2 separate regions of the Homo sapiens genome follow, and region 1 is linked to region 2. Evidence: chromatin loops called from intact Hi-C (ENCODE). Cell type or tissue: mammary epithelial cell. All regions are shown on one strand. Each heading gives the region's core, and the rest is flanking DNA. Links, peaks and the distances in the headings are about the cores only.

What was found. Peaks named below come from ENCODE experiments on the same cell type or tissue, not always from the same donor. Only the 100,000 strongest peaks of a DNase experiment are listed, where the experiment ranks them.
Region 1: it touches region 2 in a loop (2.5-fold over the local background); 4 of 110 quality-filtered maps call a loop at or near these places.

The regions. Positions count from the first base shown.
Region 1 is chr6:47,234,654-47,250,243 of GRCh38, forward strand. TNFRSF21 (TNF receptor superfamily member 21) reads right to left here. Exons shown (of 6, transcript NM_014452.5): 5 at 17-245. Among named protein-coding and RNA genes, the nearest start is that of TNFRSF21, 67 kb to the right of the region's middle. RefSeq lists enhancers at 7,808-7,937, 8,158-8,387. In mammary epithelial cell, for the core only: no CTCF peak of the experiment used is centred there; a DNase peak (open chromatin) is centred at 7,988; H3K27ac peaks cover 1,496 bases.
Region 2 is chr6:47,179,723-47,195,312 of GRCh38, forward strand. No RefSeq gene overlaps it. Among named protein-coding and RNA genes, the nearest start is that of TNFRSF21, 120 kb to the right of the region's middle. In mammary epithelial cell, for the core only: a CTCF peak has its summit at 9,001 (motif pointing right); a DNase peak (open chromatin) is centred at 9,069; H3K27ac peaks cover 1,263 bases.

The DNA of each region.
Region 1 (15,590 bases), core at 3,034-11,033, 53 kb after region 2:
GCTGCGATGCCCGTACCTTTGGTAATAAAGGAACCGTTCCTGCTCAGCGCGGAGGAGCCGCTGGATGTAGAGTCACAGCGGAGAAGGGGCTCCGACTCATCCACGAAGAAGCCCTTGTTCTTGTCCTGTGGGGAAGGCTCCACCGTCAGGAGAGCGGAATTCTCAAGTTTCGCGTTGGGGCTGGGGATGGGGCTCGGGCTAAGCGGGCTGGGGCTCATCGGGAGAGCTAGTTTGTCAGTTTCCAGCTGTAGGAGGGAAAATTTTTTTTTATTATATATAGAAAAAAAAACAGTAAAATTAAAATCCCTCCTCAGAGGCTATTTTTTTTGTTCCATTTAACATTTTATATATACATCCTCCCACTTCAGTTGACCTTAACTTATTTATATGATTGCTAGACACATACACAGACTTTTAAACCCTTCAAAAATACAGTGAGGATATGCATGAGTACTAAAAACGGGGAGGCATATGAACCAAGCTATTATCTCAGGGGAGTAGAAGGGAACATGGGTGTAAGGAGAAAGATCCCCGATTTAAAATATAATTTTGTAGAGCTGAAAGGAGTCTTAGATATAATTTAGTATTATGAGCTGAATGAATTATGCCACCTCCATGTTGAAGCCCTGACCCCCAGTACTTCAGAATGCGACTACTGTGAGAGAGGGCCTTTAAAGAGGTAATTACAGTAAAATGAGGTCTTTAGGGTTGGCTACACTCCGATATAACTGGTGTCTTTAATAAAAAGAAGCGATGAGGACACAGACGCACACAGAGGGAAGACACAGTGAAGACATGGTGATAAGGCAGCCATCTGCAAGCCAAGAGAGAGACCTCAGAAGACACCTTGGTCTTGGCCTTCTGAGGCTCCAGAATTGTGAGAAGACCAATTTCTGTTGTTTAAGCCATGCAGTCTGCGGTCCTTTGTTACTGCAGTGCTTGCTGACTCTTACACTCAGCTTCACAGGGAAGGAAACTGGGGCCTGGAGAAGTGAAGTGACTTTCTTAACTAAGGGCCAACAAGGAAGTCACAGAACTAAAACTAGACCCCAGGTTTTCTGACTCCCATTTCAAACTAGCTCAGGAAAAAAACTGCTAAAATTAAGAATGAGAACAGGAGAAAATGAGAGGTGTCAGTGGCTAGGAGGAGAGTAATGACCAAAAGGATAGAACAGAGACTGTGAAGATTGCATTCTGGAGTGGGGAGGTCAGAGAGACAATAACAAACACACAAGATGGTTTCAGATAAAGATGGTGAGCTTCACCACCACTCTGGCTGGTGGGTAGAGAATGGATTTTAGGGAGGCAAGATTCAAAGTAGGGAGAGCAGTTAGGACGCTCCTACAGTGGCTACATACAGTATGACTATGGCTTGTACTGGGGGTGTGCAGTGGAGAGAAGGGGAAGTGATAGGTGATGTGACTTCATTTTACCAGTAAAGTGACTGCGGCCCAAAGAGGGCACACAGCTACTGGCAGAAAGCCAGTGCTCAACTCAGGCCTGCTTGACATCTCTATTTGGCCCTTTCATTTGAGAAAATACATCAGAACTCTGGCAGGCACTTGTGGCCTCTCCTAGTAATTGACTTTATCTTTTTATTGGCTCTTCCGGCATGGATAAAAAAACCTGGGAGCCAGCTGGCCAGATCACACAGAGCAGGGTTCAGGGAATGATGGGCACTCTCCCCAAGCTGTTAATCACCACTCCTTAGAATCCTCATCCCTTCACTCACACACTTCAAGTAAAATGTTTTCAAGCTTTTCAACGAAGACATTGATATTTCAAAGTATTACGTGGGATAGTTATATAAGGCACAAAGCAAACACAACTGCTTCTTTTACAAATTTTAAGGCCTGAGAAATTCTTGCAACTGATTGCAGATTGTGAAGATAACTGATTACTGCACATGTCTAATGTTCCAACAGCGTTTTTCCTCTGAACCACCACCCACACCCTGCTGCTGCTTCCAGGGCAAGTTTCAGACTTGGGAAACATGCACACCTAGCAGTCCCTTTCTGACCTACAGACAAATGTTACGTATATGCTTGTAAAATGTTAATTCCATAGGCCCTGGCGCATGCCCCTCCTCCTTGAAAATGCACATGGCCATTCACGCCAACACACTTTTTTAATTCACTCAGTTAGACTAAGAACACTTGTCTACATCCTGGTTCTCAGGGACAATACCTTGGAAGACATGGTCAGTCAATATAGTACACTGTTCTTGCTTAAAAGGAAATTTCCACCCACAAATCACATGCCAATGAGCAAAAAGTCCACTCACCTGTTTCCTAAATTCATTTGAAAACTTGAAATGTTTAATTTCCCCCCCCGATTTCACCAAAAGGTCCTATTAGTAAAACTTAAGCACATGATTTCCGACATAATTGGAAAGACAGAATGCTGAACTGATGCTCTCCTGTAATTAACAATGAGTCAGGTGAATATGAAAATGCCCCTACAAATGCTATTAGCATCACAGCAGAGCTAACAAGCATCACTAAAGCCAGAGACCATTTAAAAATCATCTTTCCAGAAAATCTACTCAGTTACTAACTATAAGTATCTCTCACTTTGTGCAACCGTAGCTGGTTGCATTTTGACTTCATCTAAAGTTGTTTTCACTTTTTCCCAAAAGAAAAAAAAATGCTCATAGAAATTTCTTTCCGTGCTTTACCATAATATATACAATATCCATCAAAGCCGGTTTGCAGTACTGCTACCGTACTAGGCATTGTGTTACTTCTGCTTTCTAATCAGAACAGTGAGTCATCGGAATATGTGAAATAAATTAATTCCTTGTTTTATTAATTCTGAAAGTTTATGGTTCAGTATTCTGAGTTTATAGCCAATGAAGAACACCTACAATAAGATTTAGATACTAAAGAGAAAACAAATACTCTAAACAAGAAAGCCATATTTCCAGAGAAGAGGATCCTCTTATAAAAACTTTGAGCATAAACTTACCAAGATACTTATAAAATAAAATAATTTATTTCCTAAGGTTCTTTGAGTTTTCCAAATTCTCTGTAAAGATATATTAGGCTGGGCACGGTGACTCACACCTATTTTTTTTTGTTCCATTTAATATTTTATACATACATCCTCCCATTTCAGTTGACCATAACCAGTTGACCTATAATACTAGCACTTTGGGAGGCCAAGGTGGGTGGGTCACTTGAGGTCAGGAGTTCAAGACAAGCCTGGGCAACATGGTGAAACCCTGTCTCCACTAAAAATACAAAAATGAGCCAGGCGTGGTGGCAGGCGCCTGTAATCCCAACTACTTGGGAGTCTGAGGCAGGAGAATCGCTTGAACCAGGGAGGTGGAGGTTGCAGTGAGCCAAGATCGTGCCACTGCCCTCCAGCCTGGACGACGGAGTGAGACTCTGTCTCAAAAAAAAAGAAAGAAAAAAAGATATATTAACTTTGACAGCTAGAAAATCAATAAATGTTGTTTTTAAAAGCAGTCACTACCGATAAGTATATTTTCCTTCTGCTACCTTGAAAATGTTGTGGCTGTAGCAGCTCTTATTTATATAGGTAGCCAAGAAACAGGGTAACAGGAAGATTATCAATGTGGCTGAGCTCCTCTCTATACTTTTGTGAAATGTTTGTGGACACGGCATTCATACATGCCCCAGCTTATTTCAATAAGGCAGATATTAAGAAAACGTGGCCTGTAAAGGCAATGTATCTGTCACTTATTTGAAGCTCCTTTGGAGAAACTTGAAAACTACAGTTCTTTTTGCCTACTGCCATGACATAATCCTAACTTGGAAGACTCATGTGAGAAATGAGGTGGGGACAGTAAATAGACCAAAATGGTAGGGGGCTCCCAAAGCAGCCCAAAAGAGAACAATTCTATTTTGTGAACTTCAAGAGCATGGCATTTCTTTCAGCCAAACAAGTTCCAAATGTCCTTCTGATTAGTTTCCATGCAAACACACTTAGTCCTTCCAGATACTTATTAGTCCAAACTGATAAGGGAAGAAAGATAAATGGTTCAACTCACTCAAGGCTGAGTCACACCTAAAGCTCTGCTGCTGACAATTTTCCTTTCCGAGCACCTCTACCACTGAGTACAAGGAACCATCCAAATGGATTAGGTAAACAGACTACTGCTTTGGGAATCTGAACATCTCTGGGCTACTGAGTTTGGTAGCAGTGTTTATGAGAATAATGATTTAACTTGTATCTGGATTGTACCACAATGAACCATGACTGTCATCATTGCCTTTCCCCATTTCCAGCTGTGTCCTTGCCAACCCTACATTCCTGCACCAAGCAGACTTCTAAAAAACTGAAGTACCCACTCTGGATGCTTAACCAAATCAAAATGGGAAACTGAGGCTGGGCGCAGTGGCTTACACCTGTAATCCCAACACTTTGGGAGGCCAAATGGGCAGATCACTGTAGGTCAGGAGTTCAAGACCAGCCTGGTCAACATAGCGAAACCCTGTCTCTACTAAAACTACAAAAATTAGCCGGGCATGGTGGCACATGCCTGTAATCCCAGCTGCTCAGGAGGCTGAGGCAGGAGGATTGCTTGAACTGGGGAGGCGGAGGTTGCAGTGAGGCGAGATCACGCCCCTGCACTCCAGCCTGGGCAACAGAGCAAGACTCCATCTCAAAAAAAAAAAAAAAAAAAAAAAAAGGAAACTGAAGCCCAAAAATAATTCTCCACTTCTAATATCAAACTGAAAAATCACTTCCCTGTTGACTGACCTTTCCTGAGATGACACACTGGTGGAGGTTGCAGTATTCCCCTAGCCCCGGGGATGGCAGAGCCATGGATGGTAAAGGAAAATCCTTCCAAATTTTATTCATGACAAGGGTGGTAGATAAATGAAATAAGATTTCGAGGCAGCAAGATCTGGCAGCATTCTTGGGTAGACTCTGAGAGCAGGAATAGGCGAGAACTCCAGCCTCAACTGCCATCTGTGTGGCATGTACTTCATGTTCCCCATAGTCAGCTCCTAAAAATCAAAGTCATGAAAATCCTGGAAAAAGCATTGCAAGAAAAGAGAGAAGACATAACACTAACTAGCTGTGTGGCACTAGGAAAACCACTTCCCTCATCAGACCTGTGGTCTCACTTCTAACCTAAATAGGTTAGACCAGGTCACTTCTGTGTTCCTTTCATTCAAATTATGTCTTATTTATTGCTTGTCTTACTGTTGCTATTTCATTCTCCTCATGCCCTAATCCCCCACTCCAATTCTCTTTCCCCTTCCAAGTTACCCCCACCTGAACTACCTGCTCAACGAAAGTTTACCACAAAGTTATTTTCAATTACTACCCAATTACAATCTCCCTGTGGTTGCACAATCTGTTTTCATAAAACTAATTAATGACTTTGATGCATCAGCGACCCCCTGAAATGAAGCATTAATTGCCCAGCCTGGATGCTCTTTGCCAGCCTGCTAAAATGGTTCCATTTAACCCCTTGGCTCCTGACACTACCCAGTTCAATACCACCAGGCCCCTTTTCCCTAATATAACTAGATATGCCTGATAGTCCCCAGCAGAAAGCTCCTTACAGTAAAGTCGCTGTTTTGATTTAATTTTCCCTCCAGACCTCATTCAACACTTAGAAAGAAGGAAGAGTTCTATGTTACATTTGTGAAAATCTCTCACTTTAATAATGGTTTTTAAAAGCCCATTTGCTAAATCTAACTGAAACTTACTGCTTTTCCATATGAGGTAACAAAAAGAGACCTGAAGAAATAAGCCATTGCCAATACTGTGCTAGGTGATTCAGCAGAAAATATCTGTGATTCGTTTGCTGCTAAGGAAGTTGTATCAGCCCCATTTTACAGATGAGGAAACTGAGGCTCTAAGAGGTAATAACTTGCCCCAAGCCATAGAACCAGGATTCAAGACCAGGTCTGTCTAGTTTCAAAGTTACCCTCTTTGCTGCCATGTCACTTCCCTGTCTGGACCCCACAGCATTTAGAGAAAATTGACAAACCCTGTAAACTGATTACAAGCGATCACATGACCACAGGGCATTGCCCGAGCCCCTCCGCTAGAGTGAAGTGGGTAGAGGTTGAGATCTGCAAGTACCTGGGACTCAATGGCAGACTTACACTCCAGCTGGATGACTGCGCTAAGATAAATATGAGAGATTCTGTGAATACCAGATACCTCAACTGTAGCCAATAACTTTGTTTTCTATTGAAAATATTTCAGATCCCAACAGACAAGTGGCTGGTTAAAAAAACAAACAAACAAATTCAATTTCTACTAAAGGTTTATCTCAAAGGAATTCTAGTCGCGAATAAATATAAAATTACAACTATTTAAGAATTATGATATTATCTCAAGCCTGTTTCCCCTGCTCTCCCAGCTGCCCACATAATCAAAATCAAATTAGATTTCAAGACCTTCTATAGGCCTATACAGGCATATAAGATGGGCTCTGGGAGGAAAAAAAGGCATATTTTCTTTGCCAGAAAAGTATTTCTTGATATCTGAATCTATGTGGTCTTTAGAGAAGAGGAATTCAGATAATAAGAAATGCTTTCTTATTCAAATCTATGTGGTTCCAGGATTTCAGATATAAATAAGGGTTCATATAATGAGGTTACCAGCCTCATCACAAAACAATTTATCTGAATCTATTCAATTCCTAAGTTCGGACACTGTAAAATACTTGTATATAATGATTTCTCCCTTAAAAAATAAAAACAAATACATCACCCTAAAAAAAAAGTTTCAGATGATGAGAGACAATGATTTTAAAATTATTCTTCTGAGTGTGAATTCTTGTTCAATTCAATCCAGAGTAAGGGGTCTTGGCAAGCAGAACCCAAATGTACCCAATTTTTTTTTTGCAAACAAAAATCTTAAGAGGCAAATGGAAAAATGCTGATTTCTAAATGCTTGAAAGAAGGATTATCAGTTATAAGAAATTTAGAGAAAGTCTTCGAAATGGGAATATGGACTGGAAACGTATACATACATAGATAAAGCAAATATGCCAAAATGTGAATAACAATTGAATCTAGATGGTAGATTTATTATTTGTTGTAATGTGCTTCCAAATTTTCTTTGCTTCGTAAGTCTTCTCTTAAAACATTATTTTAAAAAATTAAAGAGAAGGGCCAAGAGTCAAGTAACTTTAAGAGAAAAATTCCCCAAACTTTTCCTGGGCTTCTAATTGTTGAGTTAAAACCTCTTGTTTTCTTTCCTTCTTTCTTCTTCTCCTGCACAGCCCAGACTTTAGTACATGAAGCAAGGAGGTGCTTCCATTGCATAAGTAGGGAACAGCACCAACACTTAAATCTAAATTGTCAATTGCCAAGTGGACAGCGAGGGCCATCTGCTGTCTAGAGCTCCCTGGGATCACTGGATGTCATGGGATGGAAGAAAGAACAGGAGCACAACACCAAGATGTTCTGCTCAGCTTCCTTGGGAACCCCCAAGCCAGACCACAGAGATGGCATAGGTGAGTGAACCTTAAGCTGGGAGCCAATGCAGAGCCTGCAGAACAAACTCACCCACCATCAGGGGAATCTCAGGATTAACCTGGCCAAAAAAATGCCAAAACCACTGGGGAATTATTTTAAAAAACACTCCCACTCACCCCAGATCTGTTCAAGCACAGAATAATGAAAAGGTTTTGTTTCAACTGCAACCTTACTTAAGGCCTATGAAGTTAGACTAGGTTAGCTGGTCACGGTGGGTTTCTCGCTTAAATACCCCAAACTCAAATCAAGGTAGTTGGCTATAATTTTCTGTATATACCTCGTCTTAGAATTCTCATCATTTCTAAGAGTTAATTTCAAAATTGAGCCCCAAAGTCTATAAATCCACCCCCATTTAAGTCAAAGTGTCAATAGCCAATCCTTGCCCTAAGCAAGAGAGCTGTGCCTTTCCTGTATGTACAGGAGAAAAGCCACAACAAATAGTGCTGCACAAAGCTGCCAAAGCTGGTAAGAACCAGCTGGCTCCGGAGGGAGGGAAAAGGGGGGGCAGCCCCGCCCCGCTACCGGCACGGGTGTCTGCAGGCTGTCCAGGCTGCTGACATCAACGGTAGTGGTGTTGCAGCCCTGAGCTGACTCACTGATTAGCTTTCTCAAAAAGAGGAAGTGAGGACAGTGAATAAGTGGGTTCTCTTGGTTCAGAGCTGGAGCCCACTCACGTTTGAAAATATTGCCAAGACTTTTAAGAGCTCAGCACCATCGGAACATGAGGAGATCATGCTCCATTGGAAATTCCTTAGGTTTCCCTAAACTTCTATTGGAAAATCTTTCCCACAAAAAAGCCTTTCGATAATTCTATCCATGAGAAAAAGTTTCGCAAACCTTTTTAAAGCTTGCCATAAGACACTGTGGAGGATGGAAAGTAATTTCGTAGGAAACTCAAGACCTTGAAGTAAGAAGGCTTAAGTTCATCTTTATGACTCGGGCTTTTTGAACTCATCAAATCTGATTAAATTAGCATTGCATAATAAGTCCATTAATTAGATTCATGCCATTAGAATTACAATGCATATGGTCTACAAGTCTAAGTTAACCTTTGACCTTAACCTCTGACTTCCAAGTCTCGGCAACTCAGTTTCCCTCCGTGGTGGTAACTACTGTTACCAAGTCACAATATACTCTTCCAGAGATAGAGACAGTCTATACTTATACCAATAAATAAGTATATATGTTCTCCACCCCCCTTATTTTTTAAAACAATTTTTAACATCTATGTATATACTGTGTGTGTGTGTATATATATGTATATATTTTTGCAATATGGTGGCACAATGTACATACTGTTGTTTTTTTGGTTTTGTTTTTTTCGTGTCTCCCAGGCTGGAGTGCAGTGGTGCAATCTCGGCTCACTGCAGCCTCCATATCCTGTATTCAATTGATTTTCGTGCCTTAGCCTCCTGACTAGCTGGGATTACAGGCATGCACCACCAGGCCCAGATGATTTTTGTAGTTTTAGTAGAGATGGGGTTTCACCATGTTGGCCAGGCTGTTCTCAAACTCCTAACTTCAAGTGATCTGCCCACCTTGGCCTCCCAAAGTGCTGAGATTATAGGTGTGAGCCACTGTGCCCCATCCTACATACTATTCTTCACCTGGCCTTTTTTCGTTTAACCCTTCTTGAGGTTAGCACATGAAGAGCTGACTCACTTCTTCTGACAAGTGCATGCTGTTCCATTGTACAGATGTTCAATAACTTAGATAACCAGTCCTCTAGTGAAGGGCATTTGTAGATCTCCTCACTCTTTTGCTATTACACATGACACTACAATGAATATATGTGTACTTGCATCATTCTGAATGCATGTGAACATGTGTAAGATATCTTCCTAGATGTGGAATTATAGGTCTCCATGCCAGCCTGAGAGGTTAAAAATCTGCATGTTTAAAAAGTCTTCAGGCTGGGCGCGGTGGCTCACACCTGTAATCCCAGCACTTCGGGAGGCCGAGGCGGGCGGATCACAAGGTCAGGAGATAGAGACCATCCTGGCTAACACGGTGAAACCCCATCTCTACTAAAAAATACAAAAAAAATTAGCCAGGCGTGGTGGCGGGGACCTGTATTCCCAGCTACTCGGGAGGCAGAGGCAGGAGAATGGCGTGAACCCGGGAGGGGGAGCTTGCAGTGACCCGAGATGGCGCCACTGCACGCCAGCCTGGGCGACACAGCAAGACTCCGTCTCAAAAAAAAAAAAAAAAAAAAGGCTTCAGTATTTCCTTCTCTGTGAACTGTCTTGTTCACAAGACTGCACATTTTTTTTCTTAATTTGTAAAAACTCCTTATTTTTCAAGAAACTGAACCCTATGTTTCAAACAATTTCAACCTGTGATTATTTTGTCTTTTGATTTGTATACGGTGTTTTCTGGCTTGTGTATTTATTGTTAAGTAGTTGCATTGTTCTTGTACGGCTTCTGTGCTTTATGTTATTCTCTACTGTTGTGATTATAAAAACAAAACATTTCCCCCAAGTTTTTTTTCTAGTACTTTTTTGGTGATAAGTCATTTTAGTTGTTGGGCATTTAATTTCAGCCTGTCCTGTGAAAGTCCAACTGTAGATCGATCAAAGTTTCCTCTGTGGCAATTGTTTATTAAAAAACCAGGAATGACATTAGTCTCTCCCAAGGAAATGGTGAAAAATAAGTGATGAAAACCTCGAAATTAACTGATATAAAATAAAACCTACTGCTGACCATGATGCAATTCCTCATCAGCAAGTGTACCTGTTATTGACACTTGGGTTATAACAGAATAAGGGACACTTTCACAAACACAGAGTGGAGAAGCTAGGCCAAAGCTGGAAGCTATTCAACTTTATCCAAATCGGTGTTTTGCCTTTAAAAAGAAAAAGTGAAAATGTGCTCTCCTGCACTGGTAATTGATGGAGAAAATAAGCTTCTTTTCACAGTATTGATTCTGATTTCCTCCCAATGCACTTTTTGAGAAAGCCAGGAAGGGTGTAGATTAAAGGGGTGGGAAATGTCATCCACTAACAGACCCAGCCTTTTCTGAATGGTGAGACACTCTGTCTCAGAAAAAAATTAAAGCCCACTTCCATCCCTCTGTATAGCAGCTTCACAGAATATATTCTCAAGTCTGGCTCACATATCTATCCCTCCTATAAAACTGTCAGCATCCTAAGGGATGATTCTGCTTTGTGTTTTGTTTTGTTTCATTTAGTATCTCAGTGCCTGGTACAGGGCTCAATACATAATGGGTGCTCTGATAATCTATTAAATAAATTGTCTGTGTTGAATTATCTCAACCTTAAAGGCAATACTAAGAAGAAGTGTGTGTGTGTGTGTGTGTGTGTGTGTGTTTGTGTGTGTGTGTGTGTGTGTTGGGCAGGGAGTGTATATTAATATAAAGACCCCAAGAATCTGTTTCCTAGACTTTTCTCCTTACGATCTGCATACAGCAAGCTCAACTACTATATTTATTAAAATTCTATGATGCATATTTTTTTCACATTTTAACATCTCTGAAATAGAGGTGTCTCTTACAATTATAATTAACAGTATTTTCTTTCTCAGTAATACATAATGACAATGGTATATCTTACAATTGACATGGGATTCAATGAAATATAGTAATATATCTGTATTAGTCAGTTTTCATACTGCTATAAAGAAATACCTGAAGTTGGATAATTTATAAAGAAATGAGGTTTCATATGCTCACGGTTCTGCAAGCTGTATAGGAAGCATGACTGGGGAGGCTTCAGGAAACTTATAATCATGGCAGAAGGCAAAGGGGAAGCAGGCATGTCTTACATGGTCAGAGCAGTGGTGATAGGGGGAGGTGCCACATGCTTTCACACAATCAGATCTCGTGAGAACTCTATTGCAAGAACAGTGCCAAAGCAGGAAATCTGCCCACATGATCCAGTCACCTCCCACCAGGCCCCACCTCCAACATTGGGAATTACAATTCAACATGAGGTTTGGGCAGGGACACAGACCCAAACCATATCACTATCTTAATGAGAATATACCCACCTATACTTCTCAGGACCATGAAGCTTGCTAAATAAACCAGCTATAGAGCACCCAGACAGTGTTTGGGACACAACAGATATTTAGCAAATGCTGATTTCAACTTAATGTGCATTTACTGAAAACATAATGCATTTGCTGTCAAGTCAAAAAAAGGACAATGTAGAATTCAAATTCCAACACAGAAAATAGTTGCTAAGATTTACTGAGCCCCCTGCTCTATGTCAAGTGCAGGACTGGGCATTTACACTCACCTCTATTTCTCAGCAAGATCTTTACAAAGCACTTACAAAGCTTGGAGACTGTATAGGACTTGCCCAAGGTCACATAGTGAGTGGCAAAAGCAAAATTCAAACCCAATTCAGAGAGACAAAGTCAAATTCTTGAATTTGTCAGTTCCTTCTAGTAGTTCCTGGAGATTCAAAGTTCAATATCTAGCACGTGACATGAACTGGGATATTAAAACCTTATTTCTATACCTTAAATATTACAGAACAGTTAAGGGTTTCTAAAAAGCTTGCTACTGAGCAAAACAAGGATGTAAGTAAAACAGACGTTCTTTGCAGAGTCAAAGATTTGAGAAGCCCTTAATATGAAAAAGCAGGTGGGGCTTCCTAGGCAGAAACCAAATGTGAAAGTTTCAGGAAAGAAGACCAAAATATAGTCTTGAAAAAAAACTAGTCTGATTTTTTTAAGTGACTTTCAAATGGACAAATATATATCTGCTCTAGCTTTCTATGTATTTTTTTGGCAGGTTGAGTACTTCTTCACCCTGATGCTTATAATTCCTCATGCACACTTCTATTATAACATTTGCTTATCCCACTGAATTATAATTATTTGCACACGTGTCTCCATCACCACAAGTGAGTTATTGAAAGGCATTGACCACTTTTCTTCTTTATCCAGTACCAGGCTCACAGCTGGTGTTTGACAAAAGGTTGTCAACTAACTGAATGAAACTTTGGACTATGATAATAAATAGAACAGCCTGAAATGTCATTAAAAATCTAAAGCCTATTTATAAACATTGCTCCTTTGTGCGCAATGACAACTTTAAACACAAGCATCACTAAATGTTCCTGGTTCTATGTGTGTCAGCAATCCCTTTATAATGTCCTCTTCTCCTCACCACCCCAGAAGTTCCCCAGAGCCTGCAGTCACACCCCATGAATTAAGTAACTTGACCTTAAATAACCCTCCATGCTGCAGTAACACAGCAGAGGGCAGCTGCTAGATACATGCAAGTTTAGCTGTTACCTTAGGTCCTCAGGTCTTAGGACAAGATCCCTAATTTCTAAGAGATGACAAATTGGAAAATTAATGACAAAGACTAATTTGAATAGCCAAAAAGTCAACAGTTAATGTACAGCTGGTATTTGCTTCAACTCGTCCTCACTGTATTAAATTTCTGAAAATAGCTGGTCTCAGTCAGACCCGTAGATAAGGACAGCTGCATCCTGCAGCTGGTAAGCAAAAAATCAGTAACTGTAGTTCCCTCTGCAGCAGAGGCAGGAGTGCTGCTCTCACCAAAATAGAAGGCCCAGTACTTCTCTAGCTGTTGGGATTCTCTGAGTTGATTACACAGAGCAAAGCCATCCAGGATCCAACACAGAGTCTACTATAGTAGAGAGAGAGAGAGTGCCTAAGTGCACAAATGCTCTGTTCCTGAGACATAGGTCCCCTATGTGGTTCTGGAAAGGACTAAAATATCCTAACAAAGAATAATTAATTCTATTATATAGAAATCAACAACAACCACCACAAAACATTGGCGGTGGGTCCACTGGTTGTGAAATTATAGTGTAGTTTTAATCTGCTTAATCTTATGGAAGGAGAGATAAGAAGTAGAGCATTGATTCTCCACTCCGCTTCCTGGTTAACATCAGTCCTTTACATTTGTGAATCTCTGATCAAAGCAGACAGCTAAAGTAACAATTTATATTATTTTAAATTGTTGTGGTTGTTTTTAATACCATCATTTTTTAAGTATCTATAAAATTTCTTTTTCCACCCCTTTCTCTCATGAAGCAATGAAGGGATGCTGAAACTCTAACCACAGATATAATACTTCTGAACCTAGCTGCAAAGCATCACTTTAATATCTCACTCTAGTATGGCCCCCAGTAATTTGATTATCAAAATTAATTTTGATAACCACTCAGAGTGTGAAGGGCAGGTTCTGTAATTCCCATTTTAAATGGAAAAATCTCAGAGTTAGAGAAATTGTTTGCCCAGGGTTTCCTAAGGAGAAGAAACAGACTCCTTTCCTCCCACCCTAGCCAAGGCGCAGGGAAAGAGTGCACTGGTTAAGTCTCTCTGCACATACAAAGGCTCTAAAATAAAAGGGGGGAGTGAAAAAAAAACATAGAAAACCAAATCATAAGGAAAACCAGAAATTCACTTGCTCAATTTTGTTTCTCTGACAGCTATTGAGGAAGCAGACCATTATCTCCCTTGCTAGAGAAAACATTCCAGCCAGCCTAGGAACATGTGCTCAGGCAGTAAGCAACACATAGCTACAGTTAGCTGGGATTTCCAGCTCTGGGGCACTGAACCCAGATAGCACTTCCTGCTCGGCCACCTGCTTTCAGCAGTCCTGGAATTGGGTGAACATCCCCACCCAACACTAAGTGACCCTCAGTATTCAGCATCTAAAAGACCCATTATGTGTATGAGTTTTAGCTAGTTAGGAACATTCTTCCATCTCTCTTGCCTCCAGAGCCTGGAAATAATTGCAACTATTAATAGTCAACATCTGACAAATGCTTACAGTGGGTCACACTCACCTCATTCTCAGAGTAACCCATAGGACAGGCACGCATGTTGTTCCTATTGTCTCATGAAGAAACTGAGGCAGAGAGGCCAAGTAATTTACTCAGGGTCCCTAAAATGACTATGTTGCCAGGACAGGGATTTAACCCGGCACACGTCTCCATACTGATGTTCTAATCGGAGCCTTACTGGCTGGTTAGATGGCGATCCAGCACATTCCTCCTCCCAACCTCTTGGATTTACTCCTTCAGATTATATAAGTATGTGTAAACTTCTTCCTTCCATCCAACTGTAAGCTTCCTTGATGGCATTGACTTTGTCTTACTCATCTTTGCATTGCCCAAAGTGCCTGTTATAATACTGTGCACAAAATGTGTTATGTCATATAGATTTAAAAATAAAATCACATCCTCTCGTTTGCTGGTTAGCAGGGGAAACTTAAATCCAGGCATTAAAGGACTAAAGGAAAATAACTGGCAAGCTAGAATTTTATTTCCAGCTATCCTTCAAAAACTAAGGTGAAATAATGCAATTTATTTATTTATAAATAGGCACTTTTCAGACCAAGAAAAACAGAGTTTACTGCTGGAAACCTACACATAGAAGTATTCTTTAGGCAAAAGAAAAATTTTCTCAGGTAGAAGTTGAAGCTCCAGGAGGAAGGTATTAAGAATGTTAAGAATGGAAAAGATCAATATGCAGATAAATCTGTGTGACTCCTGACTGTGTAAAACTGTAATAACTCTGCCTTTTAGCAGTATTAAAAGTGTAACATTAAAATTCATGAAAACAAAAGCGAAGTATAAGAGGAGGATAAATAGGATTAAAGTCTTCTAAGGTTGTAGTATCTGTAAAATGGTAAAAAGTACACATTTATTGCCTATATCTCATAATTAAGCATGTGTGTTGTAATCCCTTGGGTATCCCTTAAAAGTGAAGTAAAAAATGTGAAATTAACAAGCTAACAGATGAGGAAAAATGGAATAAGAAAAAAATACTTGATTATTCCAAGAGAAAGCAAGAAAAGATGGAGAGAGAAAAAAATAAAAAAAGACGAGAGGACAAATTGAAAACAAAGATGTGGTAGATTTAAACCCAAATATTTGAGTAATTACATTTTAAAAATTACATTTAAAAAGCAATTATATAATTACATAAAAATGTAAACACACTGAAATTCTCTAATTATCAAAAGCTATCAGACTAGATTTAAGAAAAAAATCTGAAATATATGCTTCTTATAAGAGACATTTTTTAAATAAAGACAGAGAAAAAAATCAAAGTAAAAGGATGGGAAAAGAGATAACATACAAACTGGAATGCTGTATTAGGGCA
Region 2 (15,590 bases), core at 5,149-13,148:
GGTCATTCCCCTTTCTCCAATGCAGTTACCCCGGTGAAAGGCCAGAGGTCTCCTTGGGGAAGGATGGGAGAAAGATTAACAGCATAAATTGTTAGTAGTGTAGCAAGGTCCTTCCTTAAGGGGACCCAGCCTCCCCTTCATTCAAGGGGTTCTGGGTCTGCAAACTTGTTTGAGTCTGGAAATTGATTGGGGGGCTGTGATTCTCTACTTTTACAGTTCAAATTAGTCTTTTGTCCACTCAATCTGGGAGGTTTCCACTTATACAATTTTTACTTATACATTATGTAAAAATGCAGTAGGCTTCCTATCAATTTCACTTCTAGAAACACTGTGATCAACTAGCCAATGCCAGATTTCTACACAAGTCAGAGTATGCTGATTGCTGCTTTACCTCCATGTCCATTACAGTAACCATGCCCACCCTGCCTTTGACAGTTGAGTGACGCCACTTAGTCCCTGCCACCTTGGGATCCAATTATTTCCATTGCATTTAAATTTTCTAATTGATTGATTGCAGTTCCCACTGTAAGATCTGGCATACAGAAAAGAGCAATCACAGACCTCTTCAAGGATGCAGGTGCTCCCCTCACGAATCTATTTTGCAAAGTATTGGTGAAGGGTATATCTTCTGGACCCTCCCAGCTGGGATGAGTAGGTTTAAAGTGATTAATCCACGCTAGCATTCCAATCTCCCTAAGCCTTTGGATCCCTTCCTCTACATTAAACCAAGGGAGATCAGGCATTTCCAGCTCACTCACATTGGGCCAGCTTTTAATCCATATTTCAGCTAACCAAGAAATAAACTATTAGAACCTTTTTTAACTCCCTGAACTGCAACATTAAAGCAGTTAGTTTAGTGGGCCCATGTCAATAAATTCAGCCTGATTCAACTTTACATTCCTTCCACCATTATCCCACATCCTTAATATCCATTCTCATAACTCTTCTCCAAATTTCTGCTTATATAAATTAGACAACTCAAGCAGTTCTTTTGGAGTGTAATGCACCTCCTTGTGGGTCACACTTTGAACCTCACCTCTAGGGGCCCCCTGGGACTAGAGCGTAGTTATAGGTCTAGAAGCAAACAGGGTTGTTGGGGGTGAGTCATGAAGTGAATCAACATTGTCTTGCCTGGCGACTGTCTCAAGGGAGGCCATCCACTGATGCCTCAGGCAGTGCATGGTTAATCTCCTCAGAAAAGGTGGAAAGGCTGATGGCAGCCTGGGTGGGGGAGAGGATGTTGCCACCACTGGGGGTAGAGGGTAGAGAAGCTATTTCCTCTGGCAAATAAGGCTCATCACAGTTTACAAGCTCAGTGTCTCCATCTTCATCAGGGTCCTCCCACATGCCCCCATTTCAAGTTGCAGGATCTTATTCTTTTCCAATCAATGCCTTCACTTTAACAATAGACACCTGGGAAGATTGAGCATGCATTTTTCGTTGCTGGTCAGCCACTCACATGATAAGACCTTGTGTCTGATTTTCCACAATTTCAGCCCTTTGTCTACAGGAGATAAGACTCTCACTCAGAGCGGTCTTAGAAAACTTGAGGCTCAGTATCTGCTTCTGAAGCCAGGAGTTAGAATCCCTGAGCTCATCCTTTTCTTTTGTCACCTTGTCCAGCAAACTTAGGAGCAACAACCAACTTCATTATATTCCTTGGTTCTCCACTTACGGTCAAAGGTATTATGTATGGAATCACTAAACTCCTTGCCTCTCAAGAGCAGTGAATCAGGAATATCAAATGCATTTATTTTGCATAACTCTGTGAACAGTTTACGCCAAGGACGTTCAATGTTCTCCATACTATTAGAAGTAGAGTTCTTAGCATTTTGGAGTCTAATCATATAATATTAAGCATAATGAGCAACTCCAGAAGCTTCAAAACCAATTAAAGACATCCATTTAAAAAATTCTGTTCCTCTAAAATCACTCCTGGTACCAAAATCTGTATTAGTCAGGGTTTCAAGGGACAGAACTAATAGGATAGATGTATATATGCAGGGGAGTTTATTAAGGATTATTGACTCACATGATCACAGAGTGAAGTCCCACAATAGGCCATCTGCAAGCCGAGGAGCCAGTCAAGTCCAAAACCTCAAAAGTAAGGAAGCCGACAGTGTAGCCTTCAGTCCGTGGCTGAAGGCTCAAGAGTCCTTGGCAAATCACTGGTGTAGGTCCAAGAGTTCACAAGCTGAAGAACTTGGAGCCTAATGTGTGAGGGCAGGAAGCATCCAGCACGGAAGAAAGATGAAGGCCGGAAGACTTAGCAAGTCTGCTCATTTCACTTTCTTTTGCTGCTTTATTCTAGCTGTGCTGGCAGCTAGATTAGATGTGCTGATTAGATGGTGCCCACCCATATTGACAGTGGGTCTGCCTCTCCCAGCTCACTGACTCAAATGCTAATCTCCTTCAGCAACACCTTAGGAACAATACATTGCTTCCTTCAATCCAATCAAGTTGACACTCAGTATTAACCATCACACCTTCTAATACTTAATCATCTCATTGGTGAAAAGGGGATGCACCTAGAGCAGGGTAGATAAGAATCTCTCCCCGTGTTTTGTTATAAAGTATGTACACTCAACAAGGGGACCCAGCTGAGGTGGGGCATCGATGGCTGAAGTCCAGACACCATTCTCCTTCCCAAATCTTGTGTCAGCTCAAAAGAAGGGACACATCTTTGTAATTCATTCACCAAGAGGGTACTCACATAACACACGCTAGGCTGTGAAGTGCTCAGGGCCCTTCTGGTATGCACTTCACGGCCTGGAGTGGCACAGTTCTGTCACCTGCAACCTGCCCTAAAACCAGCTCCTGGACTCTGCTGTTAGGAGCCATGGGAGCATCAAGGAATTGTCAAAGAAGCCCAGGTAGGAAGCTGGTTCCATTCCTTAATCACATGTTGAAGAAGTGGGTGCTAATGCTTCTCTATGTGACCGATTGAACCTGACCATATAACCTTGATTAGATATTGTTTTCCTGGCCAACATTCCTACAAGTTGCCACATTGCTATCTTTCCAACTCCTGTTCATTCTGTCATTTTGTGTGTTTAATGCACATTGTTTCCTGGTTAAACCAGTTTTCAGTGTTGATATTTAATACATTTACCTTTAAAAAAAAAAAACCTACAGGGAGTTTCCATTTGTACGATGAAAAGTCAAACAAATAGGACCCATAACTGCCACTCAAATGATAACATGGCCCTCTTGTTAAGACGTACAATAGCATAGGCCTTCTTTTTCATCTTCTTTCTAAAGTCTTCCTGCACCCTCTCAGCAACTTCTCATAACCAAGAGAAGATACTTATAGTTACTTAGATTACCATGGTATGCTCTTGATCATTTACAGTAACTTAAAACCTATCTTTAACCTATAACCAAATTTCTATACCACTCTAACTTGTGAGAAGATGACACACATTCTTAAAATTATCAAATCCTTTATTATGTCTTCCCACAACAAGAAAAATACTACCACTACAAAAACCCAAGTTAGCATCATATGCCTTTCTCTAGGATCACCTATGTTTCCTCTTGGCATTTTATCCCACAATTTTCCAAATGTTTCCAAAAACATTACTGTCTCCCTGACTCCTGTTCATTTGGTCATACATTCACTTTTGACCAAATGGTCAGTTGTTCATAATAGTTTTAACCACATGATAAATAATGGTTTGATACAAGGTATAAAAATCAGAGATCAGGGTCTCATGTTCCCTCTGCAGCCCTGAATGCCTGAGACTCTAATAACTTAATTATTCTTCAAGGGCTTGGAGATAGTTTGCTTCTGTCTTCCAGTCTTCATTGTTTTCATTGTTATTTTTCCACCTCAGATGTTGTTTTTCTTCATCCATGTCAGCAGTATGTAGAGACGATGTTGGAGGTTTCTTTTTTGTTTTTTCAACATTTATTTTAGATTCAGTGGGCAAATGTGCAGGTTTGTTGCCTGGGTATATTGCATGCTGCTGAAGTTTGAGTACAAATAATCCTATCACCCAGGTACTGAGTGTAGTACTCAACAGTTAGTTTTCAATACTTGTCCCCCTCCTTCCCTACTCTAGTAGTCCCCCTATTGTTGCCATCTTTATGTTCCCAATGTTTTGAGTACCTGATGTTTAACTCCTACTTATAAGTGAGAACATGCAGTATTTGGTTTTCTATTCTTGCATTAATTCACTTAGAATAATGACCTGTAGCTGCGTCCATGTTGCTGCAAAGGACATGATTCCATTCTTTTTCATTTCTTTTTTTAAATCTTGGATATTTTAAATTTATTCTCTGGTTGAATCATACTTTTTTTATGGCTGCAACATTCCATGGTGTATAAGTACCATGTTTTTTTATCCAGTCCACAATTGATGGGCATCTAGATTGATTCCACGTCTTGGCTACTTGTGAATAGTGCTGTGAGAAACATGCGAGGGCATGCGTCCTTTTGATAGAATGATTTGTTTTCTTTTGGATATATACTCAGTAATGGGATTGCTGGGTCAAATGGTAATTCTGTTTTAAGTTCTTTAAGGAATATTCGAGGTTTCTTATGGGCTGTAATTAAAAGAGAATCAGGGAAGTCTTCCTAAAATATAGACACCAGCAAGTACCACAAGCCTGAAATCTCCAGTGAATGAACCCTCCTTGGGTTTAGGTGTTGCCTTTCTCTAGGATCACTTATTTTTCCTCTTGACATTTTATTACACAATTTTTCAAACATACAGGAATGTTGAAAGATGTGTGGAGTGGACACCTCTAACCGCAGGTTCTACGATGGGCATTTTTGCTGCATTTATTATGTAACTAAGCATCTATCCCTTCATCAATACATCATATTTTTATGCATGTCAGAGCAAATTTCAGACATCATTATGCTTCACCCCCAAATTCTGCAGCATGTGTATTATTAACTAGAGCTTAATATTTGTTCATGGCTCCTTTTTTTAAAAATGTTTTATTTACATACAAAGAAATGCACAGATCTTGAGTAAACCAATGGGTCTTACTTTGGATCATCTTTTAAGATACAAATATTACCCCTGGAATAACTCCTGAAGTCTTTCATGCCTGAGCATGAATTGGACTTACTTGTTAGCTTTTTTCTTCATGTGGAAAAACCCATGACAGGATGGAAATACATAGAAAAAAAAGCAAATGGACAGATATGTATTTCCTTGTCTCAGTGAACCTAAATTGCTATTCTCTTTTCAAGTTAGTAGCCCTTAACTGTGGAATACATTTCTAGTTACCTACAATATTACTGTGAAAATCAATACATCTAGGAAACATCATTTTCACTAGCACTTATAAGGATCTTCTCTGTGCTAAGGTACTGAACTGATTTCTTTTTAAGCATATATTCAATCTTCACAACAGTCATGAGGTATATGTTATTATTATTATTATTTTAGAAATGTAGAGAGGAAGGTTCAGAGAAGTCAAACAACTTTCTCAACATCACACTGCTCACAAGTGGTACAGTAGAAACTCAGAACTAAGCAAGTCTGATTCCCAACCCCACTCAATAGTCAGCATTTCACCAGTATTTACTGAGCACTTACTAAATTCCTACCACAGTTCTAGGCCTCAGACACACAGTGGTAATCAAAACTTGATACCGAGAAGGGCTTACAGGTTAGTAGAGGAGATACATTAAACAAATGAACACACAAATTTTGTTTAGTAAATGAATTTTCATGGAAATCGTGAGTGGTAGATTTCATTAATCCCTGATAATGTATTGCAAAATGAAAAAAATTAGATGCCCGAAAATAAAATTGGTCAAAGACAACAGTTCTAATAAGCATGCCAATGGGATTAAAACACGGATCAATTGAAAATGAGACCATTAATGGCACATGGTAGTTTTCTTTGATGGCAAGATTTTCCAAGGCAAAAGAAAACAGAAACAAATGCAGTCAGCAAAATCCTTAGACTGAAATGGAAGCAAAAAAGAAGACAAATTCAATTTAGCACAGAAAACAAATTGTACAGACATAGCCTGTGCCCCTCCTGACCTGGAGAAAGATGAAATAGCCCAAGAGGTAAAGATCAACAAAGAAGAAGCACGTCTCTGAAAACTGGGTAACGTAAGCAAAAGTTTCCCAAAGAAAACAATAATCTTGGAGGAAAAAAAATCATGAAAGTGCTGTTTTTTTGGGGTTTTTTTGTTTGTTTTTTTCTTTAAGAACTCTTTTCACACAGCCAAATAGCAAGACGTTCTATTGCTTCTAGATTTGTACTCCTTTTGATAAGTTGTATCCACACTTATAATTACACAGAGCATATATATACCTAGGATCCATCCACATCAATTGACACAAATCTTCCTTAAATACAAAGTTTTAGGGCCCAGTTTCATAAGGGAGAACAATGGGGAATCAAATTAGATTGTGTTTGTTTTATGTCTTAGAAGGGATGAGGGGAGATTGCTATCATTACAATGATTATTTTTAAAAAACATTTAAATCAGAATCTTTGGGGATAGGATCCAGATATCAGTACTTTAGGTAAGCTTCTTGGATTGATTCTAATGTGTAGCCAGGGTGAAAAAGCACTGGCTTTGAAGAAAGAACCTGGGGGTTGGAGTCAGAGAAGTTTGAGTTTCAGTAGACATTACCAGCCTTGTGGTATTAAAGCAAGTTACTAATCTCTATTTCTGCTTTCTCTTTTAGAAAATTGGGATGAGAACATCAATCTTATAATAGGACCTTTGTGAGTAGTAAATAGGACAATGTAAGTACAGCCTTTAACAGGGTGCCTGATACAGCATAGAGGTGCCATTAAAGTCAGTGAGGCTGTTCTTTACACATGTCCTAATAGCAACAAATACATATCAGATTTGAATGATTTTGCAGTTGGCCACCCACCAACCAGCTCTGCCTGGATAATTAGGAGATGCCAAAATGACTTATTTCTTTCCCTGTTACACACACATGTATACTCATATATTTACACACACACAAAGGCAATGCTGTTCAAAGGAAGCAGCAATTAATTTCTGGTTGGGAAACTAAGCACCCAGGACCAGAGGAAAGGGAGAATAGGAAGGTAAAATACTGTCAGGAAGGGCGGAGTGAAGAGCTACAACAGTATCTCAGGATGCTGGGGAAGGTAGGCTTAGACCCAGAGACAAAGAAGTGACATCTTAGAAAGCCAGACACAAACATTAGCCCGAGATGAGGACATACTGTTGGTTTGGGGAACAGGAAGAAAAATCAAACAAGTTAAGGACTCTCTCCAAAGGAGGTCTGGGATCCGTCTTGAATTTGTATGCTCCAAACTCTGTATAGTTAGGTCATTTATGTAATTCTTACTGCCTGTAGCAGAGTAGTTGCTGCTCTGATCTGAATGTATTTCATAATTTCCAAAAGTAATAGCTAACAGCTATGAAGCACTTTCTGTAAGCCAGACATTGTGCTAAGCCCTTTATATGCATAAAGAGAATAACTCTATGGAATAAGTACACTCTTCTTCCTATTTTACAAATGAGAATGCTTTGAAAGGTAGTTAACTTGCTAAGCCTCACAAACTTAGTCTTGTGGTAGGAATATGACACATCCAGGTCCATCTGATTCCAACACTGAGGCTCTCAGAACTGTGCTGTGTGCCCATACCTACTGGTATGAAAATCCCTTTATTAATTAACAAGGATTTGCCCAGCAAGTGCTTTGAGGAAGAAACATCAGGGCTGCAAGATGAATGAGACAAGGTTCCTACTGTCACATAATGTTCAGTACCACAAAGGAGCCAGATAAATGCTCACCATTTATTAAAAAGAGTCACGTATGAAGAGTTGCCAGACACAAAACACAAGGTGCTCGGTTAAATTTCAATTTCACATAAGTGACAAATTTGCTTAAGTATTTCCTATGCGATATTTGGGCCATACTTAAACAAATGTATTTGTTTGACAAGAAGTTGAAATTTGACTGGGTGTCCTTATTTTATCTGGTGTATTTTACCTGGTATTTTATCTGGTGACTCTATCATGTAATTGGTTTTATGACAGAGATTTAAAGTAGAAACGCAGAAGTGAGAGCCCTGGAAACAAAATCAAGGTATGAGAAATGGCAAACAGGTATGAGAAACGGCAAACAGATGGGATGCCAAGCTAACTCAGAAGAAAAGGAGATTGTACCTAGTTGTGTAGTTAGGAAGGGCTACAAGGTAGTATTTGAGCTTGACCTTAAATGTGAATAGGGTTTGTTCGTATGTGAAAGGGCAGAGATGACGTTCCAGGCCAAGAGAACAATGTGAGCAAGCGTGTGGAGGTGGGGAAAGCAAAGTTATAACTCAATAATGAATTGAGATTGTTTAGAACCTGAGTTTTTCTGAGTCCAGAGTCCATAACTATTACATCTCATGAGTTAGAGAAGAATGAGGTCTTCAGAAGGTAAACACCAGCAATAGCAGTTGATTGGAAACAGATTGTGCAGGGACTAGAATACCAGGCTGAAGCCTATAGGCTTAGTTAAAAATAACTCAGTATGAGGGAACACATAACATTTCGAGATCATTTTATGTCCAAGTCATAGCTAACAGAGAGACTCCAGCAGCCTTTGGAAGTGAGAATGAAGAGAGCAGCCAGAACCCCAAAGCAGGTCAGTTAGCCAGATGCTGCCCCCACCACCCCTGGGCCCACATCTGCGAGGATGTCCCACAGTGTAGCTTGGTGTAGTGGAACCAAGAAGGCCTATGGCATTTTATTGGCCAAAGATGCATTTGGCTTCAGCTAGATGTCTGTATCCAAGGAACAATATCCACCTTATACTTGTTTTTACTAAAAAAAAAAAAAAAAAGAAAGAAAGAAAAAAGAAAGAAAAAAAGAAAAAAAAAGTGCAAAGTGCATCTCCCTTGTAAGTCAGAGAAAAAAAAGGAAAACCCTTTAACAAACTTACTCATGATTGTGCTGACCCTTAAAAATGCTTTCCTGATGAGTAATTGGGTAGAGAGAATAGTCATTCTAGCCTTATCTTGGTTGCAAAAATGTGTCCTTTCACCCAGTTGTTTTACCTGCAGAGGGTGGAGTGTGAGCAGACTTTGGAGTAAGGGCGGGAGGGGTTGGGGCAGGTAAAGTGGACAAACATGTGTTGTCTGCTTGTTACCAGTGACTCATTTGAGAGCACCTGGTTTCTTGGGGCTACACTTTCATGTAGTTTCTCATCCTGAAGAGCAACTTGCCACATAGGCATTCACCCAGTTACTCATCCAGCTGAAGCTCTGGAGACAGGCAAAGAATTAACCAATTAATAACCATACCCAAGATCTCAATATTGAAGAGCTTTGTGAATTATGTGCATTGGGGGCAGGAGAGTCCTTTAGGAAAATCAGCTCCTCACAGGCAATATGTTGACTGAAACCTTTCCCAGCCAGAAAAAGAACAGCAGTGGCCACCAACATAACCAAAAGCAGCTGTTATTTGCAAAGATATGCCGAATGTTCAAAGGTACGTATTATCCAGTGTCCGCTTAGGCCAAGAACTACAAGATCAACAAAATTGATAGACCGCTAGCAAGACTAATAAAGAAGAAAAGAGAGAAGAATCAAATAGATGCAATAAAAAATCATAAAGGGGATATCACCACCGATCCCACAGATATACAAACTACCATCAGAGAATACTACAAAAACCTCTACGCAAATAAACGGGAAAATCTAGAAGAAATGGATAGATTCCTGGACACATACACCCTCCCAAGACTAAACCAGGAAGAAGTTGAATCTCTGAATAGACCAATAACAGGCTCTGAAATTGTGGCAATAATCAATAGCATACCAACCAAAAAGAGTCCAGGACCAGATGGATTCACAGCAGAATTCTACCAGAGGTACAAGGAGGAGCTGGTACCATTCCTTCTGAAACTATTCCAATCAATAGAAAAAGAGGGAAACCTCCCTAACTCATTTTATGAGGCCAGTATCGTCCAGATACCAAAGCCTGGCAGAGACACAACAAAAAAAGAGAATTTTAGACCAATCTCCTTGACCAACATTGATGCAAAAATCCTCAGTAAAATACTGGCAAACCGAATCCAGCAGCACATCAAAAAGTTTATCCACCAAAATCAAGTGGGCTTCATCCCTGGGATGCAAGGCTGGTTCAAAATACACAAATCAATAAATGTAATCCAGCATATAAACAGAACCAAAGACAAAAACCACATGATTATCTCAATAGATGCAGAAAAGGCCTTTGACAAAATTCAACAATGCTTCATGCTAAAAACTCTCAATAAATTAGGTATTAATGGGACGTATCTCAAAATAATAAGAACTATCTATGACAAACCCACAGCCAATATCATACTGAATGGGCAAAAACTGGAAGCATTCCCTTTGAAAACTGGCACAAGACAGGGATGCCCTCTCTCACCACTCCTATTCAACATAGTGTTGGAAGTTCTGGCCAGGGCAATTAGACAGGAGAAGGAAATAAAAGGTATTCAATAAGGAAAAGAGGAAGTCAAATTGTCCCTGTTTGCAGATGACATGATTGTATATCTAGAAAACCCCATTGTCTCAGCCCAAAATCTCCTTAAGCTGATAAGCAACCTTAGCAAAATCTCAGGATACAAAATCAATGCACAAAAATCACAAGCATTCTTATACACCAGTAACAGACAAACAGAGAGCCAAATCATGAGTGAACTCCCATTCACAATTGCTTCAAAGAGAATAAAATACCTAGGAATCCAACTTACGAGGGACGTGAAGGACCTCTTCAAGGAGAACTACAAACCACTGCTCAGTGAAATAAAAGAGGATGCAAACAAATGGAAGAACATTCCATGCTCATGGGTAGGAAGAATCAATATCTTGAAAATGGCCCTACTGCCCAAGATAATTTATGGATTCAATGCCATCCCCATCAAGCTACCAATGACTTTCTTCACAGAATTGGAAAAAATTACTTTAAAGTTCATATGGAACCAAAAAAGAGCCCACATCGCCAAGTCAATCCTAAGCCAAAAGAACAAAGCTGGAGGCATCATGCTACCTGACTTCAAACTATACTACAAGGCTACAGTAACCAAAACAGCATGGTACTGGTACCAAAACAGAGATATAGATCAATGGAACACAACAGAGCCCTCAGAAATAATGCCGCATATCTACAACTATCTGATCTTTGACAAACCTGACAAAAACAAGAAATGAGGAAAGGATTCCCTATTTAATAAATGGTGCTGGGAAAACTGGCTAGCCATATGTAGGAAGCTGAAACTGGATCCCTTCCTTACACCTTATACAAAAATTAATTCAAGATGGATTAAAGACTTACATGTTAGACCTAAAACCATAAAAATCCTACAAGAAAACCTAGGCAATACCATTCAGGACATAGGCATGGGCAAGGACTTCACGTCTAAAACACCAAAAGCAATAGCAACAAAAGCCAAAATTGACAAATGAGATCTAATTAAACTAAAGAGCTTCTGTACAGCAAAAGAAACTACCATCAGAGTGAACAGGCAACCTATAAAATGGGAGAAAATTTTCACAACCTACTCATCTGACAAAGGGCTAATATCCAGAATCCACAATGAACTCAAACAAATTTACAAGAAAAAAACAAACAACCCCATCAAAAAGTGGGCAAAGGATATGAACAGACACTTCTCAAAAGAAGACATTTATGCAGCCAAAAGACACATGAAAAAATGCTCATCATCACTGGCCATCAGAGAAATGAAAATCAAAACCACAATGAGATACCATCTCACACCAGTTAAAATGGCAATCATTAAAAAGTCAGGAAACAACAGGTGCTGGAGAGGATGTGGAGATATAGGAACACTTTTACACTGTTGGTGGGACTGTAAACTAGTTCAACCATTGTGGAAGTCAGTGTGGTGATTCCTCAGGGATCTAGAACTAGAAATACCATTTGATCCAGCCATCCCATTACTGGGTATATACCCAAAGGACTATAAATCATGCTGCTATAAAGACACATGCACACGTATGTTCATTGCGGCACTATTCACAATAGCAAAGACTTGGAACGAACCCAAATGTCCAACAACGATAGACTGGATTAAGAAAATGTGGCACATATACACCATGGAACTCACCATAAAATATGATGAGTTCATGTCCTTTGTAGGGACATGGATGAAACTGGAAATCATTATTCTCAGCAAACTATCGCAAGGACGAAAAACCAAACACCGCATGTTCTCACTCGTAGGTGGGAATTGAACAATGAGAACACATGGACACAGGAAGGGGAACATCACACTCCAGGGATTGTTGTGGGGTGGGGGGTGGGGGAGGGATACCATTAGGAGATATACCTAATGCTAAATGACGAGTTAATGGGTGCAGTACAGCAACATGGCACATGTATACATATGTAACAAACCTGAACATTGTGCACATGTACCCTAAAACTTAAAGTATTATACTAATAATAAAATAAAATTAAAAAAAGAACTACATACTTTTGAAAAGTGACAAATTGTTTCTGTAATTCTGATGTTAAATTCACTTATCTCAATCATGCTGAATGCAGACCAAAGATATTAGTTTGGCAAAACTAATTTAAGGAGATAGAAATTAGAATAATTGTTACCCCAGAGTGGAGGGGAGGTCGACTGGGAATGGGAAGGTACACAAAGTAATTTTCTAGAATGATAGAAATGGTCTGTATCTTGACTGAGCGTGGTGGCTCACGCTTGTAATTCCAGCACTTTGGGAGACCAAGGCGGGTGGATCGCTTGAGCCCAGGAGTTCGAGAGCAGCTTGGGCAACATGGTGAATCCCCATCTCTACTGAAAATATAAAAATTAGCTGGCTGTGGTGGCTTGTGCCTGTAATCCCAGCTATGCAGGAGGCTGAAGCAGGAGAATCGCTTGAACCGGGGGGCGGAGGTTGCAGTGGGCCCAGATTGCAATACTGCACTCCAGCCTAGGTGATAGAGCGAGACTTGGTCTCAAAAAAAAAAAAAAAAAAAGTCTATATGGTCTATATCTTGATTGGGGCATTAGTTTCAGATGAGATACATAAGTTAAAACTCATCAAACTGTGCACTTAGTGTGCATTTTATTGTAAATAAATACCTATTGCAAATACCTTGATTTTAAAAATTTCTTTAAATGCCTGCTCCCTAAGAGCAGTTAAGAGCCAGTTTTTGCCACATGCTCTTGGAGACCACCTTTTGTCTGGAACCTGAGCTAGCCCTTTGCCAAAGAAGAGATTTCAGCAAATTCTACAGCCCCATAAAGTAATCCAGAAAATCACTGGCAGTGACAGTCAGAGTTTACAAGATCTGATATTTAAACTCTCCATAGAATTTTACATTTCAATTTTGTTTTGTATTTTAACATGTATTAGAAAACATATGGCTGGGTGCAGTGGCTCATGCCTGTAATCCCAGCACTTTGGGAGGCTGAGTTGGGAGGACCACTTGAGCTCAGGGGTTCGAGAGCAGCCTGGGCAACATAATGAGACTTTGTCTCTACTAAAAATTTTGAAAAATTAGCCAGGTATGGTGGTACATGCCTGTAGTACCAGCTACTTGGGAGGCTAAGGTGAAAGAATTGCTTGAGCTCAGGAGGTGGAGGCTGCATTGAGCCATGATTATGCCACTGAACTTCAGCCTGGGTGGCAGAGTGAGACTCCATCTCAAAAATATATATATATGTATATAAAAAGGGAGGTGGCCCAGTAATGACATAGGTTTACAGATGTTTCTCAAGTTCGACTGAGTAGAGAGAGATTGTGACAGCTATTACTAGTTGCTAAGTTAGCTTCTTACTTCATTCACAGAACCTCAGTTTGGTTCAGGAAGCAATTTCCCAGTTAAAAATATTCATGTCCCTAGACTCTGTTGTAGCTATGGTGGCTGTGTGACCCAGTTCTGGCCAACGAGATATAAACAAAAGTCTACTGGATCGGAATTTGGGGAAAACTATTGTTTTCCCAATAAAAAGGATCCCACCATGGGCAGGTGCCTTTTTCTCTTTGATTCTTCTCTGTCCTCTGTCTTCAGCATGAAAATAAGGTGAAATGGTTGGATGAAGTACAGCCATCTTGGACCATTAAGACGCTAAGGGTGGCAGAGCTGGAAGGAAGAAAGAGGCTGCTTCCTAACCATAGCCTCTTTATTACATGAAAAACACCCCCTAGTTTGGTTAAGCCACTAAAGTAGGGTTTCTTTTATATCCAGCCAAATCCAATTATGGTACTTTAAAATTTTTAACTTAAAAATATGAATTAACTATAAGCATAGGTGGTACATGATTTTGCAGAAGACCTAAGTGTGAGACACGAGGAACGGGGATCTAAGAAACACAGGACTGTACTGTGAGCTCCTTGAGGACAGGGACCACGTCTGATTGTTGTTGTTACATCTTTTCATGAGCCCAGCACTGGAATATAGGAGGTGTCCAATTTGTATTTGTCAGATGGAACTCTGTGCCAACTTAAGCGAGGAGCCATATTTCAAAAGACCTTATCTCCCAGGCCGGAAAAATTATTTTTATAGGAACTTGGTCGGGACAGTCCTGAATTTAAGAGATTCCTTTTTCAACCAAATTCAAATTCCTCTTGAGGCTAGAGAAGGGTTCCATTTCCTCTTGACACATCCTTATTAAAGGAAGAGAATAACCATATGATCCCATTCAGAAAATTAAAATCTGGAACCCAGTGCAGATTCTGAGACAGGGTTGTTCCCTGATAGTACATCTGGACTCACAGTAAGGTTCTAGCCTTCCTGTGTGAGGGTTGTAGTGAAAGACCACCAGAAAGCAAATGCGCCATGCTTGCTTGTTTGGTGGCGGGGCTGAATTTGTGCTTATGCCCTGGTGTGTTGGAGCTGCCTTGAGGTGGTGAGAGTTGATTGTGTGTGTCTTTTACTACCTCCCGCTTCAGTGACTTCATGTTGTAGCTTGAAATGGGCCATGGTGGAAGTATTTACTCCCTGGAAATAAGCAAATGTTACAAATCAGAGTCCCCCCAACCCATCCTCCTCCCAAGAGCTGGTTATTAAACATCTACTAGTATACCACTGTGCTTATCTGTCCCTGTTTCCTCTCTCAGGTAGTCACTGTAATGCCAGTAATGATAGTGCCTTATATTTGGATAGTGGGTTCCAGTTTTTAAAGTGTCACCACATAAAGGATGTCATTTGACTCTCCCAGCAGCCCTAAGAGATAGACAAGGACTTTGTTATTCGCCTCATATATTAGTTTCCTATTGCGACTGTAACAAATTGCCACATTTTTAGTGGCTTAAATGGACACAAACATATATCATCTTAGAGTTCTGGGAATAAGTCTGAAATGGGTCTCAAGGGGCTAAAACCAAGGTACTGGCAGGGCTGTACTCCTTCTGGAGGCCCTAGGGAAGAATCAGTTCCTTGCCTTTTCCAGGTTACAGAGGCCACTGCATTCCTAAACTCATGTTTCCATCAACTTTCCATCCTCAAAGCCAGCAACAGCATCATTTTGACTTCTGTTTCCATCGTCACATCTCCTTCTCTGACTCTGACTCTTCTGTTCCCTCAAAAGGACCCTTGAGATTCCACTGGATCCACCTATATAATCCAGGATACGCTCCCCTCTTAAGGTCCTAAATCACATCTGCAAATC